Linked DNA regions of Homo sapiens: region 2 is linked to region 1. The links are chromatin loops, found by intact Hi-C in ENCODE. Cell type or tissue: pancreas. All regions are shown on one strand.

Region 1 (8,000 bases):
AACTTGTCCTTTCTCCTAGTCTCAATTCCAGTCCCACAGTAAATCTGAACTCTCATGGTGATGATGGTGGTGCTACCCTTTGGTGAACACTTACATGTCAAACCCATTGCCAAGTACTTTCCATACATCCTCCCATTTCCCCTCTCAACAACTCTCTGATGTAGTCACTATTATCCCCATTTTACAGAGGAGGAAAGTGAGAAAAAAAAAAAAAGATTTAGAAACTTGCCTAAGATCACAGAGCTACTATGTGCCAGAATGCAGGCCTATGTGACCAAAAACAACTGTGCCCTCACTCACCACACCATATGACCTCCAGAATTTCTGTTCTACCACTGAGTAGCTAAACTTCTGTTTCTGTTGATAAAACTACAACCCAAAGTGCCAGGTGACACACCAAGAACAGCTGTGACCATATTCAGCTGCATTTGCTGATGAATATGAGTCCTAGTTCTTCCTTCACAGACACCAGGGCTGGTAACTGCATGTTGACTTCTAATGCTGCACTTGTGTCCATTTTGACACAAACAGCATGTGTAGAAGGAGCACAAGGGAGGAGCAGGTAGCCACTCCATGTGCACTTCTAGCAGCACCCCAGCCCCAGCCATGCACTCTAACGAGGCCAAGTTTCTTCCCTGTGTCTTTCACATCGGACAGGGATTGCACATAGACTGTTCCTTCCTTGCCTAGAATCCCCTCTGTGGAGAATCTGAGGAAATGGCTGGAGCCCATGAGAAAATGTAGAAACACACAAGCAACAGAGATGAGCATTCACTGGAAGCAACAGAACCTGTGTGGAAATGAGTATGGCTCACTTCATCACATGTATGCTGGGCCAATTCAAGTGTTCTGAGCACCATTCAGCTAGTGTTTGAAATGAGTTCTAGGTCTTGCATCCCCCACATTTCTGCCTTCCTGAGCCCATGCCCGGAAAATGTGCTCAATGGCTTGCATGGACCTTACATTGACCACAATTTGTCACTTCCCCTTCTGCCAGCCCAATATGATCCCTGGCTTCTATATACACTGTTCAGTATAGTGACACTACACCAGAAGAAGAATAGGGAGCCCAGTTTTGTCCCAGCCTCCCTCCTCTCATTAACCTTGTGCCATTATCCAAAAGCAATTAACCTACCTGAATATAAGTTTCCATATCTGAGAAATGGGTATAAAGTTAACCGCCATGATTATTCCTATGCGCTCTGACATATAGTATTATTAATTTAAGTAAAGTTTTTGTTGTCCCAAATTTATCACCTTATTTTCTAGATATTGTCAATTCCAAATACCATTCTGAGAACATGATACTTAAAGCCATACATGCTTCCCCAAATATCCATGACCCACGCTTTTTTTTTTTTCCTTTTGACAGAGTCTCACTCTGTCACCCAGGATGGAGTGCAGTGTTGTGATCTCAGCTCACTCCAACCTTCCCCTCCCTCTCCTGCCTCAGCCTCCCAAGTAACAGGGATTATAGACACCTACCACCACGCCTGGATAATTTTTGTAGTTTTAGTAGAGACGGGGTTTCCCCATGTTGGCCAGGCTGGTCTGGAACCCCTGACCTCAAGTGATCTGCCCACCTCGGCCTCCCAAAGTGCTGGGATTACAGGCGTGAGCCACCACGCCCAGCCTCATGCTCATATTTTGAGTCCAATTGGACCAAACAAAAGCCAACCAACCAAGAGGATTGTCTACTCGACTGACACAAGGTTCTGAAAAGAATTATTTTGCTTCTGTAATACACTGAGTTTAAATTGTTTTCCCCTAAACATGTAATTCTCTGGAAATGGCGAAGAAATTGCTGCTTTTAAATCAAGTTTCATGATCAGATACTAGGTTTTGGATGTGATATTCATGAGACATCTGTAACAAGTGAGGTTACTTAAGGGATTTATAATAATTTGCTTTAAGATTTAAAAAGAAAAATATAAAAATACAGAACGACATGACAACTTTACATGCATGGACCATGTGCACCTAAAATTTACCTCTAAAGAACTAGTTAACCAAAAATCTTGCCATAAAAGCTGAAGCCCACATGCACAAAACAAAATGATTGCAAGAAAGCTCTAGATTTCGAGCCTAATTACATGTTTCTTGAAATAATACATGGTGCTGGCATGAATTTGCTATATTGATAAAAGAGATGTCATATTGCTTTATTTTTTAAATCAAATCTTGAATATAGCTCTAAGCCCCTAATCTCTATGGTGGAAAGGAAAAAAAAATCAGCCTCTATTATTCTTGGAGCACTTTCTTCAATCTCTCTAAGGAATTAGAAAAGAATATGGGGTGTTTGTGGCATCAGAAAACAGAAGCAGAGCTTCAACCCTGGCCCATCATCATCACCTCTGAATGTCATTGCCCAAAACCATGTAAGACAGTTAAAGGCAGTAGGATTTCCTTCCTCTGTACAAAGTGAGGACACCCAGATTGCTCACCACAAAAGCCATAGTGCTTAGAGTCTAATCATCATCACCATCCACCCACCTTCTAACATCAAGGTAGTACTCATTGGAAAGCCTGCCCCACTTGGATGTTGCATGCCAGTAGGGCATGACCATTTGCTACTCACCCCCCAACGCATACCCCTAATCACCCACACACATGGTCAAACTATTTCTTTCCCTTCACCTTTTGGAGCGCCTCTTCTTCTAGGACAATTCAACTTTACTTTCTGCAACGTAAGATTTGGTTACTGGACAGGAAATTATATCCTTCCTTGAATCTTCTCCAACAATGAGAATGAAATGGAGAATAATACTACTGCTGACTTCCTGTCATGTATGCAAATCCCCTAGCCTGGAATCTGGTACAGAAAAGAATGCTCAAAAAGTCCATTCCATCAACCATCATAGTTCCAGACACTATATATTTTTGGCACTGGGAATAAGACTCACATTCTATAGTGGAAGCAATTAAGAGAATAATTATAATTAAAAGGCTGTAAGATTCAGGCACCAACCAGTCAACAGAGGCTGGACACAACATTGAGTCCCAGAGGTCCCGTCTCTGATGGGCAAGTCTTAACTGCTGAGTTGCTGAAATTTGGGAAGACTAGGAGAGGGCTGGAGGAGGGAAATGGGAGGCATTCTTTGGGCCTGGGCTGTAGCTGTTTACTAGCCAGAACATAAACACTTTGATATTTTAACAACTGTGGGGCCACACCAGTGTATACCAGCTAACTATCAGTGCTGATCACATAACAAAAATATTGCAATATCAGAGGATGCTTCAGGAGCTCGGAGTACCTGGTTGGCACAGAAGCTTTTAATCTGGGATATTGCCAACTGGACAAATTCAAAGAGGGTTTTCAGGTAAGTGAACTACTTGGTCAAATGCACAGAGGCTAAAGAGAGCAGAGTTTTAACTGAGAAAGAAAAAGTAATCAGTAGTACCATCATTATTATTGATAGACACAAATTACCACCCTTGAGTGGGTAAGTGTCTATGTGGCTTTTCCAAAAGCCCAGAGTGCTCATCTTGTTGAGGCATTGGGCTCTGCCCTTACATTGGCACCTGCGTCCCAATATCTATGGTCTGCATCCTCAGCCCCTATCACAGGCCTTACCCCTGTGTAACTTTCCTGTTATCCCTACTCAGGCAGGAACATAGGTCCATCTCCTTCAACTGCTCACATCAGAGCAGCTTTCACACAAAAACAAGTCTTTCCCTGGCACCTTTATAAACAAGCACCTGCAGATGAGCTGGTCTCAAGGAAAAGTGATTCCAGGGGCTGCCAACCCAGGGAAGCGCCCACAGGTGATCCTGTGAATGCAGAAACACTTATCCATCAGTGATTGGGTGGCCAGCCAGTGGGGATGATCAAGACGATGAGAACACCACCATTTGGATCAATGTGGCCAGAAAGCGACGGTCAGAATGAGGGGAACATTGCTCAGTTTGGACAACTGGCTCACCTTTGAAGAGTAACTAACATCAAATAGGAATTCAGGTTGGTTATGAAGATGCCACAGAGTCCATTGAATTGACATTTTGCTGGCTGCAGCCAATACACATCGCCCCCCAAAACAAATGCACTCTGTTCTTTTTAACCAATTTAGATCTTTCGAGACTTCTATGAAGTGTTGTGTTGGCTTGATGGACACACTTTAAAGCAAACGTGTTCAGTGTTAAAGTTAAGACATGCTTTATAACTGGGCATAAACACTGAAAATGTCTGATCAAATCCCTTCCTTTTATGGAGCAACCACTCTGAAGCTCAGAGAAGTGGAGTGATTTGTCCAAAGTCACACAGCATTTAAGCAAGAGAGCCAGGGTGAAAATTGGAGTCTTTGGTCTCTAAATTCAGTGTCTTTTTTTTATTCTCAGGTGGCTTCCTTCAGTGTCAGATTAGAAGTCTAAAGAGGCATTCATCCTTTTTGCAGAGTAGAGACAACCTTGCCCCCACCAAGATATCCAGAGTGGACGCTCCCACCTAAATGAGGCAGGGCCAGTCAAATCCCAGAGCACCGGAGGCACAGAATCTGTGCCCTAAGCCTTAATGGGGACACCAATCTGGACTGCTACACGTTTAACTTTAATTTCACCATCACTCTCCAAAGCATTTTTGTCATAAGTACACACAAAAAGAGTACCCAGTGCTGCCTCGATGGGAAATTTCTGAAACAAGTGGAGACATTTCCGAGTCCCTCCTCAGACAGGGGGCGGAGAGAGGCCGCGTCGCCGCCTGTGCCAGGGCTTTGTGTGTGGGTTTGGGCGCCTGACAAACGCAGGGATGATCGACCGGTGGCTTCCTCCTGCAGAGCCACGTGCCAGCGCCTAGGGGGCGCTCTCGATGTGCTCAGCAGCCCCGGAGCCTCGCCGCTCCCAACAAAACCGAAATGACGCAGCGGAGCTTTTTTCTTTTTAATTCGCTTCAACATTTTAGGGGAAAGGAGAGACACAATTCTAAAGGGGGCTTTTTAAAAATTCGCCCTGCTTACTGAGACAGATAAATATTTTTAAATATATTATTGGGTTGCTTCTTCCCTGCCTCCCCGTAAAATCAAACTTTTTTTTAATCTGCCCTAAAAGTCAAGTGTATGTTTCACCCCTTTCTATGGCATATGGCAAGCTTTAATGATGCCAGAGTAACACTGTTTCCTGATTAAAATGGCTGGTTGAAAGGACCCGCTTTTATTCCTGCTACAACTTGCCATGTATCATAATGACCAGCTTTAAATCCATCAAAGTGGAGTACAGAGTGCGATCGCAAAGGTTCAGACATGGAAATCCAGTAAATTTTATCTGCTATTCAGCCAAGAGACGCTCCCGAGTAGAGCGCAGCCCTGCCGAGTTTAGATGATCAATTCTTCCTCAATTCCAATCATCCATCCAGGCCACGGACACGCATCTACCTCCGTCTCACATTCATTCCCAATATGCTTTCCTGAGGCTTGGGCAGGATATGCAGGGGCTTCCAGCCGCTTAAGGTGAAGAAGAACTTAGACATTATCATGTCTAAGAAGAAAAGAATCACAAAATTTTTAAAAGGCATAAAGAAACCCAAATAATTAATATTAAAAGATATTACTGAGAGACTTGCAAATATCTCGGCTACCAGATTTTTAAAGTAATTCTCTAGGTGTAAGGCAGGACTGATAAGAGATCGTTATTGCTAACACAAAAATGTTTCTGTGCATGTATTAATATGTGTGTACCTATATATAGATATATATCCTCCCACATCCAAAGAGGTCATTTTTTTAACGTGTATGTGTGCATACGTGAAAAATTCTGTGGAAGATTATCTTGCACACAAAGCAAATGGCCCTGCCCCCATTGTGCAAGAAGCAGATCCCCTGAGATTAGGGAAGAAGGAATTGCTTATGGTCAGCAGAGGCCGGGAGAACAATGGAGACCCCAGCTAAAGGCACAGCAGCAGCCTGCTAGGATGGGTGGGGGACTGACCACATGGCCATTGCAAACTAGATGGCATTGTCATTGTCACCAGAAGTGACTAAAAAGGGCTCAAATTAGCAATTGTTATGATTAGCAGGTGGTTTAAGAGATATGAGGCCCACGAAGTGACTCGGGCTGTGGGGGAGGGTGGGGTGGACACTAGAATGCATTTCAGTTTTTCCTATAGTGCAAAATAGAGAGGCTTAGAAGTGTTTCTTACTTGAATAAAAGAACTGCAAATTCTTTTAAGGAAAAAATTACGGAGATCCCTAAAATGCAAAGTATCCTCCAAGCCAAGAAAATGAAAATGTCCGGGTTCTTTAAAATAATTTTAAGTTATGATCCTATACAATCATTATAGATGAATTTTGATAAAAGTAGAAATTTAAATGCCATTAAATTACAATAGACAAGAAAAGTTGACAACTCTAGATTTTTTTAAAGGCAGCCTTACTCAGTGTGCGTTATTATAGTGCCTAAGAGATGTTTTAGACAAATGTAATAAAACACCTTTCTAACTGAAGAGTTTTTCACTTCTCAGTTCCTCAAAGAGTTCCTCACAAAACTGGTTACTTCTTATATAGATACAAAATACGTTTTTCATGTCTTGCCTCTCTATCTCATGAATCTCAGTACACAAGCAAACACTTCACAGCCTGCTTTTTTATTCTTTCTGTTTAAAAATCTTTGATAACAAATATTCACTGGTGAGCAATTTCCCCAGCAAGATGTCCCTAGGAATCTGTAGACAGAATTGTCAGGAATGGATAGTCTGGCTGCCTTTCTTCCTGTCACTGCCCACAGAGGTAGGCCCTACAGTGGATTCATGTTCAGGTAAATTTTTTACCAAATGGGCAGGATTTCTCTTTTGCAGTTGCCAGTAGCTGTAAGGCATGTGTAATAGAGACTGAAGACTGGATCAAACCATGAACTCATTTTCTCTAGGCCATGTTTCTGTTGGTCTGCAGCTCAAAGATGGCACCTACTTAGTGGAGTTAGCCAAAGATTCCCCACTGTATCAAAACTCATTCTGATCCATGCCTGGGAAGGAAGTGAAGGACTGATTTGTGCAAGGATGCTTTGGTGCGTAAGTCCAAAAAAACTTCATGGAACCAAAACCAAAACAAAAACCTGTTCAAGCAAAGGGATCTAGGGTGTAGAATCAACTCAGACTGAAGTCTGTCAAGATTAATAGATCTTATTGCACTGAAAATGTTAAGTGGGTTCCCAAGACAGGTAAAGTGGAGAATGAGGCAGTTACTTGGCAGTCCTGGTAATTTGTACCCCAAAAAAATCATACCTTTTAGAGTGTTACTAAATTACATTTGTTTTTCGTCGTTGTTGTTGTTGTTGTTTGCAAAACATAAATATATAAGTAAAATTATCATGGCTCTCTTTTTGTTCAAAGAAAACTTGAGCAATTTAATCCTATCTTTGGACTCAAATGATTCAGACATATGCCTTGCCAAGTGAAATTCCAGTAATTCAACATCTGTGATTTGGGACTCTTTCTTAGGTGTCAAAAGAAAGATTTCTTTTGTGTGTGTGTGTGTGTGTGTGTGTGTGTGTGTGTGTGTGTGTGTATGTGTGTACCATAATTTTACACAAATGTTCCCAAGACTAAAAAACTCATTATAAGTAAATGTACAAATACATGGGCTAGAAGTTATCTTCTCAAACCACAATGGAATATCTGCCTCATTCATTCATAACTCCACCTCACCTACACAACCTAAGTATCTGTCACATTTCTGACTAATTTCAGCAGATTTTGGAGGCAATCTACATCACTTACATACAACACATGTAGCAGCTTGCCTTTTCCATACAGCTATTCTGGTGGGCCCATATTTACTAAAGAATGGTTTGATTTCCTCCTGATTCATCTCAATCATGGCTTAAGAAAATTAGGTAGTCAAAGGACTCCAAGCTCGGTTCCTACTCTAAGTCATCTTATCTCTAATGAAATGAGGCCTGCCATAGCAAAATAGACCATCTAGCTCTTTGTGCCACCAGACCAAAAGGGGTTTTGTCCCCTGGATTATTGGAGAAATTATGGGCACTTGGACCTGCCCTTGATGATGTGCTTGGTG
Region 2 (8,000 bases), 410 kb after region 1:
GGTTGAAGAGGGAGGCAAAGAGGAGATTAGGCCTGGAGAAAGCAAAAGCCCCGACCTGGCCTAGCAGGCCCCGGAGGGAGTCGAAGGCAACGGGTGGGGAGCCCGGAACACCGGCGTTTCATTTTTAAATCTTCTAGGTGTCTGCGGGTCAAATAAAGACAAGGGCAGTAACGATTATTCTGTTAAATCTACGGTACTTGACTGCGCAAACACTAATTGATTAGACACCAAAATGATTTGTTTAAAGAGTTTTCCTTCCCAAGTGCAGCTGCTGCTCTTGGGCCGGGGTCGGCATTACCCGGCATTAGCTAAGTGGGCCGCGAGCTCGGCCGCCCAGTCCTCAGCCGCCCTCGGGTGGGGTGGCTGGTCCAAGCCCCGTGGATCAGAGGCTCCCGGCTGGACAGCCACCCTCCGCTTCCGCCCTTCCCTGTCCCTCCAGGGCGAGAGAATGGTGCGCCTGAAGATCGTCCTGGGCCGACTTTGCCCTCCGTCCGCCCCTTCTGGGTTTTCCTCATTTCGGGTCGCTTGGAACTACATCCGTCGGTGCAAGAGTTCTCTCGTCCTTCCCCTTGTCCTCTCCAGCCCCTAAACTTGGCATCTCTACCCCAGCGCGGGGCTAATGGAATGCAGGGCCCCAGCGGGGGAGGCACCAGAAGAGGAGCATTAACCGCCACCCCAAATCCGGACAATTCAACGCCCTCGCGGCTTGAGCTGGTGTCTTTTGTAGACTATTTCAATGATATGAAGTTATGTCCAAGAAAGAAATCCCACTGAACTGTTGGCTAGACGAGGCCAACTCCTCCGGAAGTGGGCTGGCAGCGGCCAGCGAGGGGTCCTGCTGCAGAAGAACACCCCAGGAGCCTGGAATCCCTCCCTCAGCCCTACGGCATCAGTATACCTTTCCTCCCTTCAGCGCTCTTGGCTTGAAGCCGTGAAAAAGCCCTCGCGGAATTAGGCGACCGCCAAAACGGATTCCAACCCAGGAGAAGCCGCCTGTAGTTTACCCGAGGACCCAGGAGAGCAAGCGTGTTCTTTTTTCCCCAGCGCAGGAAGTAACCAGAGATACGAGCCGAGTGGTCTGGTGTCCTGGGATGGCCGCCCAGGCAGCCCTCGGCAACTCCCAGAACGTGGAGTTAGTTGCGGATGGCACCAGCTGACAGCCCTTTGACAGAGCATCTTCTCTTTGGGATATGGAAGGGCAAGAAGTAGATAAAACAGAGGAAACTGCAAAAAAAAAAAAAAAAAAAAAAAAAAAGCCCAATTTAAAAATATTTTCTTGGGCAAAAACTGTAATTTGAGAAAGAAAAATGTTACCGAACATATGAATAAAATGATACGCTAAACAGAGTATCAAAGATTGAAGCAAGGGGCTACCATAATTAGTTACCACTTCCTTGGTCCCCAGAGAGTGGAGAGAAGTCATTGAGTGATTTTTTTTTAATGGTTTTCAATAGTGAGTCACCAGGCCACCCCATTCTGAATTTCTTGGTGTTCTACTCTAAGCCTGCAGCAATTTTCTGAATAAAATTTCTCTAGAAGTGGAACAGGAGAGCTTGCCAGGAAGCACCCAGGACCAAGTCTTTCACTCTCCAGCTATCTAGTGCTCTACTGTAGCCAGATACCAAAGAAATGGTTCCTCCCCACAAGTTTAATGTTAGACTAGCTACAGGCATCAGAAATGCCAGTGAATATGCCCTGGGGCTCTAGCCAAGGAGCCAGCCTCCCCCTGGATCCCTGGGTGGAGGAATTTGCCCTGACACCCAGGATCTCGCTCTTTGTGAGTCCAAAAAATGGGAAGTAGACATTTCATGGTTCGGAGGAGCTAGAAACATTTCTTTGGAATGGTCCTGAGAACTGGGACTGGGCCATACGTTACGCCTCTACTACTCACAAAAATAATTAAAGCATTAATTCTGAAACCAATGGAAGGTTTTCAGAGAAGCTCATGTGGCCAGTATTTGGAGGAATGGTTTTATTCTCTTTGCGCTTTTTCTTTGCTGAACCTGGTAGGGCAGCGTGGTAAGCTCTAGCCTACCTAGCAAAAGAAGGATTGCCCCTGTCCATCTCATATCCCAGGTTCTTCTCCTGACATTTACAAAATAAACATCCTAAGTTCCTTGTTTTCACTCTGAAAATATTGTCAGCAACAAGCATCCAGTCATAGTCTTATTTCCTTTTTTCTTACATATATACATTATGTAATTTTCTGCTAGTGATTGACACTATTTTTTTCTTTAAATTTCCTGCAGCTACTCAAAATCTAAGCAGCTAAAAATAAGTCCTCCTCCTCAATCACACACATTGACCTACACCTACCAAGTTTCCAGGGACTCCTCTGTGGACTCTTAATTCCTTCAATCCCCATAGTGTACCTAATGGGTGCCAGGCTCTGTTCTGGGCACTGGAAGGGGGAAAGAAGGAGAGGGACAAAACGACAGAAAGTAGTCCCAGCCTTCCAGCAGTTAACAATCTCTCTAGTGCCCGTCCTCCCTCCACACATGCAAATTCACCTTAACTAGGCCTAAGAAGAGCATTCTTCCTACCCGTCACTTCCTTAGTAAGAAGAAAAATTTTGAGAGGTCAAATAAGAACACAGTAATATGTTGTTTCTGACTGAGAAACCACTGCAACTCAGTCAATTACGGGAGAACAATGGTTAGATAAATGGTGTGAATAGCCAAGAAAGATTAGGGAGATTTGCAAACCAAAGCAAATCCTGCACATACAATATTTTAATGTTTTAGAAAAAAATCAAAAATTACTGAGCAAGCCAACACATATGGTGCTTCTCCAGGTCTTTTCGTTGGCTCCTTCTTTAGGGACCAACACAGAGCCAGCCCCCCTTTTCATAAATGCCCTTGGGGGAGAGGGGAAGTTGAGCTCACCTGATGCCAGCCTTATTCAGGTGGACTCCAGAGGCTCAGCTGAGTGCCTCTCATGAAGGAGGGTTTCCAAGATCAAGTTCCTAATTAGCTACACAAAGAGAAAACCATGAACAATTTGTGCACTTGGTGGTATTTACTTCTTTCTTTCTTTTAACAAACTGCCTTTTGGGAAGATAGTTGTCATAAGGGCAAATCAATCACTTCAGCGGGATTAAAATATTGGGGCGGGGGCGGGGGGACAACTGTTTAGCTGAAAGACTCCCTGCTACTTTAACCCATTGTTTGGTCTCATGCTGTAGGAAATGAGAATGGAAACAATTAAAAACCAAAGATGCAGCTTTCCACCAAGGTACTGTAATATACTAGGCAGGAAATATATGTTTTGTGCTTGTGTGTATGCGTGTATGAATAGGTAGATATAGATACAAGTTTAAAGAGTTAATCGTGTTTTCTGAGTTCCTTTACATCAGTGTATTTTCCCTAAAATATCTTTTCTTCTCTGGGGGTTCCTAAATTCCTAACTGTTCATTATGAAAGTAGACATGAAATCCATTGAGATGAATTATTTGCAGGGCCTCCATATGCATTGTTTGGACAGGATGGGAGTGCCTCTGGTGATAAAACCAGCTAGATTAACCAGTCCCAGGACATGGCCGCCTTCAAGGAAGTCACGTTGACTGTATCCACTGAACTTGACCTACCTGGATTAGGATGTTGCCCTGGTGGTAGCAGGGACCTGGGCAAAGAGATAGGCCTACTCATGCCTGGGCCGGTGGGAACTTTTCCCAAAGGGTTGGCCAGCCCAAACTTTTGCCTTGGAAACCCAACTACCACCACTACCACAGCCTTGGCCTCTCTAAGGGCTTGGGAGCATTTGCAGTGGAAACACCACGGGTGGGCTGCAGTTCGGTGCCCCAGCAAGCAAACCTACAGTCTGAGTCTGGCCCAGCACAGGCTACACACACTTTATTCCATATCTGAGTCCAGATACCCCGGCTCTGAGAGGCTATTCTCATTGTAACCACCGCTTGCCTGGGGCTGAGGCTCGGCGCTGACCCGGCCATAACTGCCACGGGCTGGACAATGGGCACATCTGTCCTTTCTCTGAGGGATGAAAGCACCTAAGCGGACACGGCTCTGCCTTTTGTTGCGGATTTTTTTTCTTTCTTTTGTAAATGAAAGAAAGCCGCGGCATGTGGCGGCCGGGTGTACGTCTCAAACTGGGGGCCTCCGCACACGTCCCCACCAGGCCCAAAGACCAGGTTCGATTCCAGATTGGAGCGTGACTGTGGGAAGGGCGAAATTACTCCCGAAGCTGAATTGATTTTCAAATCTGGAGGCGTCTCTCGGGGACGCCGGGAAAAGGGCGTCCCTAGGGGCCAAGCGGAGACCCGCGCGCCGGCGTCCACCCTGTCTGCGTCAGTACTTCTGGAAAGCAACCGCCTCCGGGTGCTTTAGCAGGAGGGCCTTGGGAGTAACCGCAGGGACGGCCCGAGCCTCCACGGCCCCACCAGCACCCGGAAGTTAACATGGGTACCCTCCAGGGCACTCCCTCCGCTCTCCCTCGCCCCCCTCCACAGGCCGAGTCATCGGCGAAGCGGACGCACAGCCTTAATTATGAGCTGAGCGGGAGAAGGAGCCAGGCGGCGGGGGACAGTGAGGTATGGCCCGAACTGGGATTCTTGGCACTGATTACTCCTCTCCCCAGGGCATGGATGAGAAAGGGTGGGCAAGTATGTATCTGGGAGGACGAAGGGTGCCGGGTCAACGGCCGCCAAACGGACCCAGCCCTTTAAGCAATCTGCACCCCACCCCACCCCAACCCCCATCCCCCAATAGGCCGTGAATTCAAGGGTGGGAAAGCGCACTCCCAGCAGCCCCCCGGGAAATAAAGCTTAGTGGGCTAGAGCCGAAGGGGTGATGACACAGTCCCCAGCTCCCCGGGCAAGCTGCACCGGGAAGCAGCAACTGGAGAGAGAGGGGCGATGTCTCCAAGCACAGCACTCCAGCCGCTAGAAGCCCGACACGAGCGTCCCCGGGCTGGGAGGACAGAGCCCACTCAAGCAAGGGAGGCGAGCGAGCCAGGCGCGAGTCTCCTGGGATTGCAGCGGCGGCCCCAGGTCGCGCTCTGCGCCAATCTTTCGCACGTGCCCGCAGCTCCCTGGCCATCCAGCGCCGCAGGGAAGGCGCTGGGCCCCCTCCTTCATTTGTACCGGGACGCCAAGGGCCTGGCGCGCCGCGACCTAGGGGGCGGGGGCGGGCCTCGCGCATGCGCGCTGCGCCTGGCGGGCGTGAGGGCGGGCCGCTGCGGCGGCGGCGGCGGCGGCTACCGAACCGCGGCCACAGAGTCTGTAACAGTAACAGAGCCATGGCTCAAGCTGGCCAGCGGGGCGGGCAGGCAGCAGACGCGGCAGGCGCGCGGGCCGCGGCAGGGGAGCCGGAGACCTCAGAATTTTAAGAAAGAGAGGGGCGAGAGGTGGCCGAGGCGGGCGGGCTGGGGCACTGCGCTCTCCCAACGGCGCGGATCCTCTTTGGAAATTAATATTAAAAAAAAAAAAGCCGAGGACGCAGAGGGGAAGGTGGGGGGTAAGAGGGAAGGCGAGACACACACACACACACACACGCACACGCACACACGGACACACACACACGGAGAGAGAGAGAGAGAGAGACAGAGCCCCACAGTGAGAGGAAGGAAGGCAACAGTCGCCAGCAGCCGATGTGAAGACCGGACTCCGTGCGCCCCTCGCCGCCTCTGCCTGGCCACATCGATGTTGTGTCCGCCGCCTGCTCGCCCGGATCACGATGAACGCGCAGCTGACCATGGAAGCGATCGGCGAGCTGCACGGGGTGAGCCATGAGCCGGTGCCCGCCCCTGCCGACCTGCTGGGCGGCAGCCCCCACGCGCGCAGCTCCGTGGCGCACCGCGGCAGCCACCTGCCCCCCGCGCACCCGCGCTCCATGGGCATGGCGTCCCTGCTGGACGGCGGCAGCGGCGGCGGAGATTACCACCACCACCACCGGGCCCCTGAGCACAGCCTGGCCGGCCCCCTGCATCCCACCATGACCATGGCCTGCGAGACTCCCCCAGGTATGAGCATGCCCACCACCTACACCACCTTGACCCCTCTGCAGCCGCTGCCTCCCATCTCCACAGTCTCGGACAAGTTCCCCCACCATCACCACCACCACCATCACCACCACCACCCGCACCACCACCAGCGCCTGGCGGGCAACGTGAGCGGTAGCTTCACGCTCATGCGGGATGAGCGCGGGCTGGCCTCCATGAATAACCTCTATACCCCCTACCACAAGGACGTGGCCGGCATGGGCCAGAGCCTCTCGCCCCTCTCCAGCTCCGGTCTGGGCAGCATCCACAACTCCCAGCAAGGGCTCCCCCACTATGCCCACCCGGGGGCCGCCATGCCCACCGACAAGATGCTCACCCCCAACGGCTTCGAAGCCCACCACCCGGCCATGCTCGGCCGCCACGGGGAGCAGCACCTCACGCCCACCTCGGCCGGCATGGTGCCCATCAACGGCCTTCCTCCGCACCATCCCCACGCCCACCTGAACGCCCAGGGCCACGGGCAACTCCTGGGCACAGCCCGGGAGCCCAACCCTTCGGTGACCGGCGCGCAGGTCAGCAATGGAAGTAATTCAGGGCAGATGGAAGAGATCAATACCAAAGAGGTGGCGCAGCGTATCACCACCGAGCTCAAGCGCTACAGCATCCCACAGGCCATCTTCGCGCAGAGGGTGCTCTGCCGCTCCCAGGGGACCCTCTCGGACCTGCTGCGCAACCCCAAACCCTGGAGCAAACTCAAATCCGGCCGGGAGACCTTCCGGAGGATGTGGAAGTGGCTGCAGGAGCCGGAGTTCCAGCGCATGTCCGCGCTCCGCTTAGCAGGTGAGCCGGCCAAGGAGCTGGGCGCGCGGGAGATAAGGTACACGAAAGCCGAAGGGACCAAAGGAGGAAGGGTAGGAGAGAGGGCTGGGTGCGCTTCATCCCGCCCGCCCCTACCCCTAGAAGGGGGACTCCCTGTGCCTGGAAGGGCCAGCACAGGGCTGTGGGAGCAAATTGCCTACTCCAGGGCTCAGGGTGTTGGGCTGTGGAAGGCTCCGAGAGCTAAGCGGCCGGGCCTCGGCGACTGAAGAGGCTCATTTGCGCTCAGGGACAGCGAGGGAAGCTCGTACGGCCTGAGGCGGAGAGAAATCCCCGCACCTGGTGAGACACTCTGCGCCACCTCTCAGTTCAGCGATCCGGGTTTGGGAAGAGGGATGCAACGCGTGCGTGGAATCGCACGCAAATGTTCCTCGCAGGTACCTCTGACACATCCCAGGCGCTGGGCTGGAGCGTGCCGGAGCAGCGTCGATGTTTGGCCGAACTGGCTGCTGTGACCCCCTCCCGCGCTCATTCTTTTGGCGCTGGCTGGGGTGACCTCAATCTAAGAGTATGGGCAAAAAGTTTCAGAGCCATTGGGCGGTGGGTGTGTAGCACAGACGAGTTGTAAGGGTTAGGACGCTCTCTGCGCATGGAATTGGCTGTGGAAAGGAGAGGGAGGCTGACCGTCCCAAGGTCCCAGTGAGAGCTGCAAAGCAATAGCCATGTCCTGGGACCGACTCCGCTGCCGACTCCCTGAGGACTTTGCATTTTGTTTTATTATTCCTCTTCGCGATTTTCGTCTGAATCCCCGTGCGGGAGGGGGGTTTGGGGATGAGAGTGTGTAAATGACCCCCAAGTCTAGGAGCAGAGGTCTCCTGCCCGAAACCCCAAGCCCCAGGTGTTTCTGAGTTCAGCTGGAAGCTCTCCTTGGCGCAGCGCAGACACCGCGCCTGGCTCCCCGAGACCGCGGATAGGCAGAGAAGAAAGCTGAGCCCAGCCCGAACCCCACCGGGGATTTCAGGAGGATTCGGCGACCCTTGAGGGTAGAGAACATGAGGGGAGGTAGAGCTAAGGACAGCGGAGGGTGGCCTGGGTTTGATGAGATCCGGCCGGCGGTTGCCAAGTTGATTGACTCCTGGTCCATGCCCCCTCCCCCCCCACTCCCCCACCCCCCACCTCCACCTCCATCTCAGCCCAGCGCCCAGGCCTGAGCCTTGGCGAAGAGAAAA

Evidence for each region. Hi-C counts contacts between places; a loop is a spot of excess contacts. Peaks named below come from ENCODE experiments on the same cell type or tissue, not always from the same donor. Only the 100,000 strongest peaks of a DNase experiment are listed, where the experiment ranks them.
Region 2: it touches region 1 in a loop (5-fold over the local background); 64 of 110 quality-filtered maps call a loop at or near these places.

The regions. Positions count from the first base shown.
Region 1 is chr15:53,194,298-53,202,297 of GRCh38, reverse strand. The region is part of intron 5 of LOC107983981 (a long non-coding RNA gene); the gene reads right to left. Among named protein-coding and RNA genes, the nearest start is that of LINC02490, 82 kb to the right of the region's middle. In pancreas, a CTCF peak has its summit at 4,780; a DNase peak (open chromatin) is centred at 4,747.
Region 2 is chr15:52,787,575-52,795,574 of GRCh38, reverse strand. It overlaps ONECUT1 (one cut homeobox 1), which reads left to right and starts at 5,239. Exons shown (of 2, transcript NM_004498.4): 1 at 5,239-6,795. The coding sequence starts at 5,691. LOC105370824 (a long non-coding RNA gene) reads right to left here and starts at 5,145. Exons shown (of 2, transcript XR_001751550.2): 1 at 2,886-5,145; 2 at 169-1,224. RefSeq lists enhancers at 1-461, 462-1,159, 3,416-4,183, 4,184-4,952, 4,949-5,243 and a silencer at 5,132-5,201. In pancreas, a CTCF peak has its summit at 4,251; DNase peaks (open chromatin) are centred at 4,344, 5,114, 5,824, 6,344 and 3 weaker places; H3K4me3 peaks cover 3,787 bases; H3K27ac peaks cover 4,168 bases.